Linked DNA regions of Homo sapiens: region 1 is linked to region 2. A link is a contact called in ENCODE Hi-C data. All regions are on one chromosome and are shown on one strand. Each heading gives the region's core, a stretch centred on a gene start or an enhancer-like site at or near the end of the contact. The rest is flanking DNA. Distances are from core to core; before and after follow the strand shown.

The links. A loop is a pair of places that touch in the nucleus more often than their neighbours do. Pooled maps may share reads with other maps.
Region 1: a pooled map shows a loop between it and region 2 (7-fold over the local background). The contact joins the promoter of EXO5-DT here to the promoter of CAP1 in region 2. A Hi-C loop is called at or near these places in 6 of 50 pooled maps.

The regions. Positions count from the first base shown.
Region 1 is chr1:40,504,557-40,511,301 of GRCh38, reverse strand. EXO5-DT (EXO5 divergent transcript) reads left to right here and starts at 2,607. Exons shown (of 2, transcript NR_187365.1): 1 at 2,607-2,713. EXO5 (exonuclease 5) reads right to left here and starts at 2,535. Exons shown (of 4, transcript NM_001346953.2): 1 at 2,394-2,535; 2 at 1,677-1,851; 3 at 1,512-1,569. RefSeq lists enhancers at 2,129-2,218, 2,249-2,498.
Region 2 is chr1:40,038,536-40,045,309 of GRCh38, reverse strand. It overlaps CAP1 (cyclase associated actin cytoskeleton regulatory protein 1), which reads right to left and starts at 4,581. Exons shown (of 13, transcript NM_006367.4): 1 at 4,509-4,581. It overlaps LOC105378669 (a long non-coding RNA gene), which reads left to right and starts at 4,864. Exons shown (of 3, transcript XR_001738013.3): 1 at 4,864-6,419. RefSeq lists enhancers at 4,282-4,371, 4,442-4,641, 4,295-4,929, 4,892-4,961, 4,930-5,563.

The DNA.
Region 1 (6,745 bases), core at 1,358-3,857, 470 kb before region 2:
TTTACCCTTCACCAAGAAACTAAAGTTAAAGGGCATTTATTTTTTCTTTTCTTTTATTTTATTTTTTGAGACAGAGTCTCACTCTTTCACCCAGGCTGGAGTGCAGTGGCGGGATCTCAGCTCACTGCAAGCTCTGCCTCCCGGGTTCACGCCATTCTCCTGCCTCAGCCTCCCGAGTAGCTGGGACTACAGGCACCCGCCACCGCGCCCAGCTAATTTTTGTATTTTTTAGTAGAGACGGGGTTTCATCGTGTTAGCCAGGATGGTCTCGATCTCCTGACCTCGTGATGCACCCGCCTCGGCCTCCCAAAGTGCTGTGATTACAGGCGTGAGCCACCGCACCCAGCCCTAAAGGGCATTTATAACACATATGCTATGAGGTATTTGTGAGGGTGAGGGGGAACTCCAAGTCCAAATCAATAACCTTAAAATATTTTATTTCAAATATCTAGACCTGGCTGTCCAATATGGTAGCCATTAGTAGCCACTAGCCATATGTGGCTACTTAAATTTAATTAAAATAAAATAAAATTCACATCTCAGTTGCACTAGCCATATATTAAGTGCTCAGTAGCTACATCTGGCTGGTGGATACAGATAAGGCACAGATACAGAACATTCCCTGATCACAGAAAGCTCTACTGAACAGCATAGAGTTAGACTATTTCCTGTGTACACATTAACTCCCCAAAGAGAGAGGAAGCTCCTGAAATGTATGGAGTTCCTACTTGTTTTACATACAACATTGAGAACAGGTAGTTCTAAACAGGGAAGTGAAATGTCTTTTGGAGAAGATACAAAGCAGGGCATTCTCTGTGAAAGTATTCATCTATAAGAATAAAACAGTACACTAGGGATGGATGACTGATGCTCAGATGTGTCTGGGACTTTCCTACGCAGAAAAGAATCCAGAAGAGAGCATAATGCAGTGCATTGTGTCCCAAATTGTAGTTTGTATGTCTGACACGAGACGATTTTACATAGCACATGGACCAACATTTTTAGATACACCTTAGAATAACTATACTGTTATTGGAGCAGCCATCAAATGGCTAATTTCACAGATATTGTTTCTTAGGACAAGTTTGATTTTTATAAAAAAAAAAAGTAAGTAAAAACATAGAATAATACAGGTAGTACACAGGTATGGCAAAATTGTTAGGTAGTAAGTGAATGGGATGCTGGGAAACAGCATAATGCCAAGAGTCTGGGAGTCCTACAGATATGGATTCTAAACCTAATCCTGAGTAGTTCGGTAGCATTTAGTAGTATGCTACTTGCCTTTTGAGTAAGCTTGGACAAGGTTCTAGTTTTCCTGAAGTTACTGACACATTTTTAAAATACCTACTAACCCTACTGAGATATCCGACCATTGAGTGATAACATATAGTACGCATATTAGCACTCGATGAAGATAGATCTCCTTCTTTTTCCCCAAGGAAGAGATGAGAGAGTGTATCGATTCCCCCTGACAAAGGAGATGAAACTTTAGAAGAGAAACTCCTATTCACCTGTGACTTCGTTGATCTTCCTCCTCATAGGGAAGGCCAGAATGCTGAAATGACAAGGCTAGGGAAGAGAAAGAAGTTCTGAAAGACCAGGTCTGCATTAAAGAACCTAAATTAGCAACTTAGGTCCTTGCTATGGTAGAACCGGAACTTCTGGTCCTTTCTTACCTGACCATTCCCTCACGTTGGGTGTTTTCTCCTCTCACATTGACACTGCACAGACTGTTACCCACCCCAGATCCTAGGTTACATAACGCTCGCCTCTCTCCTGGGGCAAACTCTCTCCATGATTTCTTCGTTCCCCCGTACTCTAGATGCAATGACTTGATCCAATCCCTGCTCCCTGAAAGTAAAAGGGTCAGACATAACCAAGATCCCCAAGGAGCTCCGAGATCAGTTCCCTCTTCCAGCTCCATTCTCAACCCAGCAGCTCAAGCAAGAGACCTTATGACAGCGGCTCTTTCTCTCAGATGGGTTACTGCCTTCTGCAGAATTGCCGATGGCAACATCCTGACTTGTTCAGTGCGGCCCGGACTTGTGGGCTCCGCGGGCGTTTGCCTTCAGGGAAGATCTTTCCTCTGGCCCTAAAGCACTGTCTCCCAGGGAGTGCCATGCATGCCCTAAAGTGTACTGAGCACTTCCTACAGTTCTGGCAGAGCCAGGAATAAGAACAGGGAGCCGTCCACCTCGGGAAGGAGTCCCGGCCAACAGCACTGTGTTCCGAGGGCGAAGGTCCAGAACGGGAACCCGGCCTGTGAGGGGAGACGAGACGAGCCGCTTCCCGGGAGCCGCGCCCACCAAGGGAGGGAGACGCGGCGATCGCAGGGACAGAACCCTAAGCTCCGAAACGCAGCCTCCCAGCCCATTCTCCGGCCTTCCCCTAACCTCTGATACTCCTCCGAACCTCGGACTCCACCTGGTTTCGCCGCGGCCTCGGAGCTGCTCCCGGACGCTCCCGGCGAGGAGACTGAGGAAGCCGGGCAGAGCGCGCTGCCGGAGCGGACTACACAGTCGGCCCGCCACTCGCAAAAAAGCCGCCCAGAGCCCAGTCCCAGAGTGCCCCGCGGCTGCCCACGGACCGCCTTCCCAGAGGCCCTCGCGGCGCCGCCTACCTCGCGAGGCTGCGGCTGGGGCAGAAATCCGTCTCTGTGAGCGGAGGAGGGTGTGCTTATGCGAGAGCAGGTTTTGGGAGCTCACTAAAGCAGGTCAGTCCCTCTGTTTGCGCCGTTGTCTGTGGGTCGTTTAATTCCGGGCGCAGCTGATCTGTAACTTCCCTCACTGGCGAGGTCTCCCAGTTACCACCGGGACAATCCGAGCAAGGTCTGGGCCCCTCGCTGCCCCCGGTGAAGTGCCGCGTCTCCGCTTGGCCATCCGTGGATTCAGCATCCCCACCTTAGCACCTCCCGCCGGCTTTTCCATTGAGAGCAAAACCACGAACTCACTTTTGAGAGATGCTGGCGCTCCCCTCATCAATATTTCTTTTTTTTTTTCTGTTTGCTTACTTTTAACTAACCTTTTATTGATAAATATAACACAATTTTATTCTGAAATATAAACCAAAGATAAGTATAATTATGAACAGCCAAGTCATTAGAGCGAAAAAAGAATAGTGTCAGGTTCTTCACAGATACACTTCCTGAGAAAACCACTAGCCCGACTTTTATAACACTTTGCTTTTCTTATTTATATTTATTTATTTATTTATTTTACCAAAAGCAGATACTTGACTCTTTGCTTTTCTTTACGGTTTATCACGCATACTTGAAAACTGGATTTATGACAAAGGTGGCATCATACAGCCATGGAGAAAAGATGGTCTATTCAGTGAAGGTTCTATGACAATATGAAGGCCGGGCACGGTGGCTCACGCCTGTAATCCCAGCACTTTGGGAGGCTGAGGTGGGCGGATCACGAGGTTAAGAGATCGAGACCATCCTGGCCAACATGGTGAAACCCTGTCTCTACTAAAAAGTACAAAAATTAGCTGGGTGTGGTGGCACACACCTGTAGTCCCAGCTATTCAGGAGGCTGAAGCAGGAGAATCGCTTGAACCGGGAGGCGGAGGTTGCAGTGAGCGGAGATCACACCACTGCACTTCAGCCTGGGCAACAGAGGGAGACTCCGTCTCAAAAAAAAAAACAAAACAGAAAACAGGACCTCTATCTCTCATTTCATCACAAAAATCAATTGTAGCTGGATTAAGACCTAAATGTGAAATCCTAAACTATAAAGTCTTCAGAATATAATATAGGAAAATATCTTTGGACTTCAGAATAGGTAAATATTTTAAAACAAAAATAGAAAAACATTAAATTGGCCAGGCATGGTGGCTCATGCCTGTAATACCAACACTTTGGGAGGCCCAGGTAGGCGGATCACTTGAGGTCAGGAGTTGAGACCAGCCTGGCCAACATAGTGAAACCCCGTTTCTAGTAAAAATACAAAAAATTAGCCAAGTGTGGTGGCAGGTGCCTGTAATCTCAGCTACTTGGGAGGCTGAGGCAGGAGAATCACTTGAACCTGGGAGGCGGAGTTTGCAGTGAGCCGACAACAGGCCACTGCACTCCAGCCTGGGTGATAAAGTGAGACTCTGTCTCAAAAAAAAAAAGGAAAAAAAGAAAGAGAAAAAAGGAAAGAAAAAGAAAGAAAGAGAAAGAAAGAAAAGAAAAGAAAGAAAGAGAAACATTAAATTAAGACAACTACAGGCTGAGTGCAGTGGCTCACACACCTGTAATCCTAGAACTCTGGGAGGCCGAAGTGGGTGGATCCCTTGAGCTCAGTTCAGAAACCAGCTGGGGTAACATGGTGAAAACACGTCTCTACAAAAAATACAAAAATTAGCTGGGGGTGGTGATACGTGCCTGTAGTCCCAGCTACTCTGGTGCGTCAGTTGGGAAAATTTTGAAGTGACTTGTGTTTTAGATAATATTATCAATCAATTATAGGTCTCCTGAGTGTCATAATGATTTTGTGGTTATGTAGGAAAATGTTCTTTTTCTTAGAAATATGTAAGTTGAGGCCAGGTACGGTGGCTCTCGCCTGTAATCCTAGCACTTTGGGAGGCCGAGGCGGGCGGATCACCTGAAGTCAGGAGTTCAAGACCAGCCTGGCCAACATGGTGAAACCCTGTCTCTACTAAAATACAAAAATTAGCCGGGCATGATGGCAGGTGCCTGTAATCCTAGCTACTCGGGAGGCTGAGATGGGAGAATCGCTTGAAACCGGGAGATGGTGGTTGCAGTGAGCCGAGATCATGCCACTGCACTCCAGCCTGGGTGGCTGACTGAGACTCTTGTCTCAAAAAAAAAAAAAAAAAAAAATGGAATTTAAGTGTATTAAATAGTCTGTTCTCATGCTGCTAATAAAGACATACCTGAGATTGGGTAATTTATAAAGGAAAGAGATTTAATTGACTCACGGCTCCACATGGCGGGGGAGGCCTCACAATCATGGAGGAAGGTGAAGGAGGAGCAAAGTCACCTCTTACATGGTGGCAGGCAAGAGAGAACATGTGCAGGGGAACACACCTTTATAAAACCATCAGGTCAGCTGGGTGTGGTGCCTTATGCCCGTAATCCCAGCACTTTGGGAGGCCATGGCTGGTGGATCACCTAAGGTCAGGAGTTCAAGACCAGCCTGGCCAACATGGTGAAACCCTATCTCTACTAAAAATACAAAAAATTAGCCAAGCATGGTGGCAGACGCCTGTAATCCCAGCTATTCGGGAGGCTGAGGCAGGAGAATCACTTGAACCTGGGAGGCGGAGGTTGTGGTGAGCTGAGATCGCGCCACTGCACTCCAGCCTGGGCAACAAGAGTGAAATTCCATCTCAAAAACAAAAACGAAACAAAACAAAACCATCAGATCTTGTGAGACTTATTCACTATCACGAGAACAGCATGGGAAAGACCTGCCCCCACGATTCAATTACCTCCTACCAGGTACCTCTTCCATGATATGTGGGAATTATGGGAGCTACACTTCAAGATGAGATTTGGGTTGGGAGACAACCAAACCATATCATTGAGGAAATGCTTTTTAATCCATTGAGATATGAGAAGGCATTTCTGGATTGAGGCTACAAAAACTTTCTGCCTCTTCCCCAACATAACCTTTCTTACTTGAGATGTAAACTGAATGCCAGGAAAACCCCTCCCCAACCCCTTCACACATGGACCACTCCTCAAATGGGGTTTGAGGGGCAATGACACTGGGTAGAGTGAAGCAGAAGAGATTTAGAAACAGTCATGGAATTTGTGGGGAAAATAAATATCAAAAACATAGTACCATATATTCCCCAAAACTTTCAGCCTAAAGACTGTGGGTCTCAAAACTGAGAAAAGAATGCCCTTTTCCCCAAAAGGCTATCCTAGGAAGTCTGAGTCCTTAAGGCCCACCTGTATGCAAAAGTCACTGATTTGGTTCTTCCATCTCCAGGTCTGTAACCATCAAAATACTGTTAGACACAAATGGCCCATTTTCCTCTGTGTCCATTCTTCCCTCCTTGGTGTTTTGGAGCACAGGACTGTACCCCTAACATTGTACTGACTACAGTCTACCATATATCGGAGTAAGTCTTTATGTGATTACTCCCAGAGCTGCACTGTCCAATACAGTAGCCACTAGTCATATGTGGCTCTTGAACACTTGAAATGTGGCTAGTCCAAAATGAAATGTGCTATAATTATAACATTTACAAGCACTTTGAAGCTGAGTACAAAAAAAAGGTTAAATAACTCACTAATAATGTTTACATTGATTAAATGTTGAGATGATAATGTTTTGGATATATTGGTGATATGGTTTGGCTCTGTGTTTTCCACCCAAATCTCACCTTGAATTTTAATAATCCCCATGTGTCATGGGAGGGACCCAGTGGTAGGCAATTGAATCATGGGGACGAGTTTTTCCTGTGCTGTTCCCGTGATAGTGAATAAGTCTCACAATATCTGATGGTTTTATAAAGGGGAGTTCCCCTACACAAGCTTCTTGCCTGCTGCCATGTAAGACATGCCTGCTCTTCCTTCGCCTCCCGCCATGATTGTGAGGCCTCTCCAGCCATGTGCAATGGTGAGGCCATTAAACCTCTTTCCTTTATAAATTACCCAGTCTTGGGTATGTCTTTATTAGCAGCATGAGAACAGACTAATAAAACTGAGTTAAATAAAACATCTTAAAATTAAGCTGGGTGTGGTGGCTCATGCCTGTAATTCCAGCACTATGGGAGGCCAAGGTGG
Region 2 (6,774 bases), core at 3,332-5,831:
CCTCACAGAATTTAGTTGGGGACATTGTACAATCATAGCTACGATACTTTCTAACGCAGCAATTCTCAACCAGGGGCAATTTTGTCCTCCAGGAGACATATGGCAATGTCTGAAGACATTTTTGGTTGTCACAACTGAGGAAGTCTTATTGGCATCTACTGGGTAGAGACAGATGCTGCTTAACATCCCACAGTGCACAGGACAACTCCATAATAAAGAATTATATGGCCAGGCGCGGTGGCTCACACCTGTAATCCCAGCACCTTGGGAGGCCGAGGCGAGCAGATCACGAGATCAGGAGATCAAGACCACAGTGAAACCCCGTCTATACTAAAAATACAAAAAATTAGCTGGGCCTGGTGGCGGGCGCCTGTAGTCCCAGCTACTCGGGAGGCTGAAGCAGGTGAATGGCGTGAACCCGGGAGGCTGAGCTTGCAGTGAGCCGAGATTGTGCCACTGCACTCCAGCCTGGGTGACAGATAGAGACTCTGTCTCAAAAAAAAAAAAAAAAAAAAAAAAAAGAATTATATGGCCCAAAATGTCAATTGTGCCAACGTTGAGAAACCCTGTTCTAATTTAATAAGGAGCATAGGGAGGTGCAAAAGGTTAAGTAAAATGCTAGTTCACGACTTTCTAAATTAGAAAGTCAACCTGTATCATCTAATAAAAATTAAGATAAGGGTCTAAACTGTAGAGAATTCTGTAAGATGGAAAAAAGAGTTCAGAATTTATTCTTTGTAAATATGAAGTCAGTGAAGACTAACAAGATGAAAAATGCTTCTTCTTAGAGAACTTTAAAAAGATTTGTCTGGTTGTCATAGAGAAACTGAAGTATAGGTCATGAAAGCCAGGTTAGCACAAATAAAGAAAGAAACTGATGTCAACATTTCAAAGTAATAATCACTAAAATTGGGTAAGATACCGCTCGAGAACTCTCATATTTCAAATCTCAGCATTAAATTTCAAACCAGAGGTTCGGCTTCCAGTGACACATTGCATTTGCTTAAGTAAAAAAAAATTTGATTCACAATGCTTCACAAAAAACTGAAAGGAGGAAGTCACCTTTTTTTTTTCTGGTAGAGACAGGGGTCTCACTATGTTGACCAGGCTAGTCTCTAACTCAGCCTCAAGAAAGTCACTTTTTAAAAGCTAAAAAAATAACTGCAACCAGGAAAAAGGGTGAGAATAAAAGATCATCCCTAGGTTGGAAACAAAACATTTTACAGACTCAATAGCTAAACTCCAAAGCAAAAATATACTCACTGAATCTTAACAATATCACCACTTTTGGTTTGCACATCAGGCTGTATTCTACAAAGTACTTTTGCTGCTACCATTTTATTTAAACTTCTCTGAGATATCAATTATGCCTACCCAATTGAGGAAGTATTTCTGGAAAAAGCGAGAAATTTCTTTTTTCTTTTCTTTTTTTTTTGAGACAGAGTCTCACTATCACCCAGGCTGGAGTGCAGCAGTGCAATCTCAGCTCACTGCAACCTCCGCCTCCCGGGTTCAAGCGAGTCTCCTGCCTCAGCCTCCCAAGTAGCTGGGACTACAGGCATGCACAACCACGCCCAGCTAATTTTTGTATTTTTAGTAGTGATGGTGTTTCACCATGTTGGCTAGGATGGTCTTGAACTCCTGATCTCAAGTGATTTGCCCACCTCAGCCTCCCAAAGTGTCAGGATTACAGGCGTGAGTCACTGTGCCCAGCCCAGAAATTTCTTTATGCTGGACCTGGGCAAATCAATTAGCAAACTGCCACCCACAAAATCAAATCCAAACAAATTCAACAAGGCATTAAAAGCCCTTCACGCCGGGTGCGGAGGCTCACACCTGTAATCACAACACTTTGGGAGGGCGAGGCAGGCGGATCACGAGGTCAGGAGTTCGAAACCAGCCTGGCCAGCATGGTAAAATCCCGTCTCTACTAAAAATACAAAAATTAGCCGGGCGTGGTGGCGCACGCCTGTAATCCCAGTTTCTCAGGAGGCTGAGGCAGGAGAATTCCTTGAACCTGGGAGGTGGAGGTTTCAGTGACCCGAGATTGTGCCACTGCACACCAGCCTGGGCAACAGAGCAAGACTCCGTCTCAAAACAAACAAACAAACAAAAAGCCCTTCACAACTTGGCCGACATCTAACCTTTTTTGCAGTCTGGTCTTCTGCAAAACTCCAGGCCCCAGTATCACTGAACAATTTAGGCCCTCTCCTGCCTCCGTATCTTTACTCTTGCTCTTTCCTTTAGCTGACCCACCTTATTAGACATCTTTGCCTGGATGTGCTACAAACACCTCAAACTAAAAACATTCAAAATGCATTTTTTCCCATGTCACTTCCCTAATTTACCTCTCATACTCTCTATCTGAATGGTACTACCCATTCAGTTCCCTAAGCCAGAAAGCCAGGCAATCGCGCTATTCTTACCTCTTCATTCCCATAATCAGCCTCCAATTCTATGGATTCTATCTTCTTAATATTGCTCACATCTGATGCCTCCTCTCCATTCCCATTTCCACTGTCTTAGTTCAGGCCATGTCTACAGCAAGAGCTTCCAAACACTGTTTTACTTCCCCACAGGGCTGGTCCCCTCCTACTTGACAGAATGAACTTTCTGAAATATAAATCTGACGACATCATTTTCCTGCATAAAACCCTTCAAAGCATCTCCATAGCTTTCAGGGTAAAAATCCAAATTCCTTAGCATGACTTACAATGTCCTCCACATATGACTGACCTGACCACATCTCACTTCCTCCACTTCCCCAGCCATTACTAGAATTCCAGTCACACTGAACTCGTCATGGTCTTTCAGCTGTCCGGTTCTCCAGGTCCTTGCACCTGTAGTAGTCTCTGCCTGGAAATCCCTTTTCCGGATTCCCTATGTAGCTAAATAAATATTTCAAGAGTTAGCCTCCCATTTCCTCCTGGAACCCTGGGCACCTGGCTCAGGTATTTCTCCACTGTGCTCTTGTAGCCCTGTGCTATGCACTATGACACTGTAAGCCATCCCTCATTTACTTGTCTATTTCCTCTCCCACTGTAAACTCCAGAAGAACTGTATTCTTTGCCACAAAGGCTATCTCATTAAAATGTGCCTCATACATATTAAGGTCTTAATAAACGTCTGGTGGGGCCGGGCACGGTGGATCATGCCCGTAATCCCAGCACTTTGGGAGGCCGAGGTGGGGGGATCACCTGAGGTTAGGAGTTCGAGAGCAGCCTGGCCTTCACGGCGAAACCCCATCTCTACTAAAAATACAAATAAATAAATTAAATAAAAGTCTGGTAAATGATAAATGTGCTGATATGCCCCCGGATTTTCTCTTGAAGAGAGAGCCCCACAAAGAGCTTCAACTGACACAGTTCTGATGCTAACCTGTCTCAAATGTTCTCATTCCACTCTTCGAACGCATTCCTATTTATCCTTCAAAATTCATCTTAAAAACTCTGCTTCTTCAGAAGGGCTTTTCCTGAACCCCCTGTTACATACTTTCAGAGCACCCTGTTCTTTCCTAACACTCATCAACATTTATAATTACTTCTTAAACATCCCTGCAAACACTGCTAGCTCCACGCGGGCAGGGTCTACATTGTTTTGTTTTAAAGCTGCATTCCCCGCATCTGGGAAAATGCTGGCACAGAATAAACACAATTTGTTACGCTGAATTTAATCTTGTGGGGTCAGCAGAGATCTCCACTTAAAAGATGAACAAAAGGAGGCTGAAAGAAGTTTAAGGCACCTATGGCCACAGACACTCAGCACTGAGGCCAGACCAAACCTGAGCCGTCTGATTTCAGGTCCAGAAGTACATACCTTCAATGTTAGCCTGGCTTGTCAAAGTAAGAGCAGCAGCCGAGGAGGAAAGGGAGGATATCTGCCTGTAAATACAAGGATGTGCCCGCCTTTCTTTTAAAAACTCCCTAGGCATTTCAAACGGCTCAATTTGGGAGGAGAGAAAAAAAAAAGTTCCACGCAGCGCTGGCCTTTAACCTGCAGCAGCCTGCGGGGCAACACCGACCGGAAGACCATCCCAAGTTAGAGAGGTTCCGAGCAACACGGGAAGAACTGGGGCTGGTTATCTAAGGCACCAGGATCATGATTCCGATTCTTTTCCTCACTCGCTATATATCTCAGACTAGCCTCTTCTCTAGGGATCAATTTACCTATCAGTGCAATGGGAGCATCAACAGGAGACAGGGAAGACTCTCCGATCTCGGAGGTTCCTTCCAGTCAGAGCACCTCAGGAATCAGGCCTCCGCTGAAGCTGATGGGCAGCGCTGCGAAATCGGGCAGAGGGGCCTCCCCGGGGCACCCGGACTCAGCTGCTCACCCCGGCCCCACCTCAAGAGACCGCGCCCAAGAGTCCGGGTCGGCCTGAGGGCCTCAGCCCCGGCCCTCTCGGCAGGGTTCATGACACGCGCGTAGGCCAGAAGGGCCATTAACACCACCAGGGGCCGATGGGCCCCGGAAGGGACCCCAATCCCTACCAAGCTGCACACCCTCACCTCAGAGTTCCGCCTCACCTCCGGACTGCGATCAGCCGCTCTCCGCTTCCGGCAAGAACCGCCCAGCAATCTCCGCGCGACCCACTTCCGGGCCCTCACTGGGCGCGGCGCCCCCACCGGAAATGAGCCGCCGGCTGAAGCGCTAGGCTGGCCCGCGACTGGGCAGGAAGTCTCACCGCCCCGCTCGTGACTCCGCCCCTCTTCGCCACGCCCCGGAGAGAGCGGCCCGGCTCTCACAGAGGGCACTTGGGAAAGAGCCCCGCCCTCAAGGCGGGAGCGACACGGGGAGGGCGGGCTCACAAGAGAGGCCACGCCCTCGTTCCGCTTTACCTACCCGGAATCGCCCCCGAGGCCCGGGCCCAGGAAGGGCAGAAGTCCCTGGCTAAGCTCCTCTCTGGAAAGAACAGAAGAGTGACCAGTTCCTCTGTCAGTTTGGTCTCAATGGCAGAGGCCGGTTCCTTTAAGCTGCAGTCCGTAAAGGGTCTTGGAACGACTGGGGGCCAGGATTCTCTGAGGGCGGGAATCCGGGCGGCCGTCAGCTCTCGGTGGTGATCGAGGCCACGCTCCGCCTGTCTCTGGGCGTGCATACCTCGGTTTCCCCGTTTGTGACGTGGGAAGGCAATTAGTCTGGACATTGTTGTGGGAGGACTTGCGGAGACTGGGCGCAGGGCGTGGGGGTCAGTGAGGGCGCGGTGGGTCAGCCCCAGCCCGGCTGGCAGTCGCGGGGCTGGGAAGGTAGGGAACCCTCCGCTCTCACCCCACTTCCTGTTTGGTCGGTGTGTTCTGTGACCATAGATGGTCAAGTCTGGGGCCGCGCGGAAGCCTCCGCCCTGTGGTTTTGGAGCCCTTCCTCCCGGCGCGCAGGGTGTGGTCCCCGAGAATAAGATGAGCAGAATTAAAGCAGATCCTGCACCCACTCTGCTGAAATCCGGCTTCTGAGGCAGCCTCGCCCAGGGCTGGGTGGGCTCAGGCGGCTGCTACTCGGTTCAGGGGAGGTTACGCACGGTGGCTGCCGCGCGCAGGGGAGGCTTCGCTTCCGTACTCCTTGGGCCGGGAGATCCGATCTTTGTTCCCTCAAGACTCACACTCTCCAACCGGTCATTATCCTCCCACAAAGATTTATTTCTAGAAAAAATTGGCAAGTGCCACAGTTCCCGCCCCTTCAGCTGAACGACTGTGACAGCTCCGTGTTTCAAGTTGAATGCAGGCGTTATGTGCCAGAGTCAATCATTCAACAAATAAAGTTCTTAAAATAACAGCTACCATTTACTGCACGCTGACTACTTGCCAGGCCCATGCTGAGTTCTTCAAGCGTATTTTCATTTACTCCTAATAGCAACTCTCGGTGGTAGGTACCATTATGCCCTCTAGTTTTCAAATGAGGAAGCTGAATAACTTGCCAAGGTCAGAAAGTAACTGTTGAAACTTTGAAGGAAACACATCTGTCTGACTCTAAATCCCATGAGCTTAATTAGCCCCTGTGATAGACCATACTGCAGACATTTGAGGCAGATTTGAGGTGGTGAATGCCTCTGGATCTGGAGACACTGGGTTCCAGTGCTGGCATAGGCCCTCTACTAGGGGTCAGACTTTGGTCAGGTTACTTTGGACGGGTTACTGGGCCTCTTCCTAACTTTATGGCTCCCAGCATGTTTAAAAGAACATGACAACATGAAAAAATATGGTATAAAAGTCATAGTATATTTTAAATATTGACATTTAACTAAAAACACTGTCTCACACACACACAAACTCTAACTTTATTTGGACATAATCTTTGACTCTGCATTTAGTTATTCTAAATCTCTTTCTGGATTAGAGACAGAAGGAACATAGACCATACACGCATTCTAGAGGAAGAGGAGAGAGAAGAGGAAGCAGGAAGGAGAATGAAGAAAGTTTCCTCATCAGGTGGGGAATATTAATGGGGCTGTAATGAGAAACGGAAGCAGTAATGTATGTGAAACCACTTTGTAAAATGCTTCATTATAAAGAATGCACACACGACTTAAGTTACAACCCCTGCCCTAAGGAATGTCCAGTCTTTTAAGAAGTCTAGATCCATGCATTTGTAACTCCAGTAGGAGATGGGAAGATAGTTTAAGAATATCCGTCACATGAAGGGCTGGGCGCGGTGGCTCACACCTGTAATCCCAGCATTTTGGGAGGCCGAGGCGGGCAGATAACGAGGTCAAGAGATCAAGACCAGCCTGGCCAATATGGTGAAACCCCGTCTCTACTAAAAAATACAAAAATTAGCTGGGCG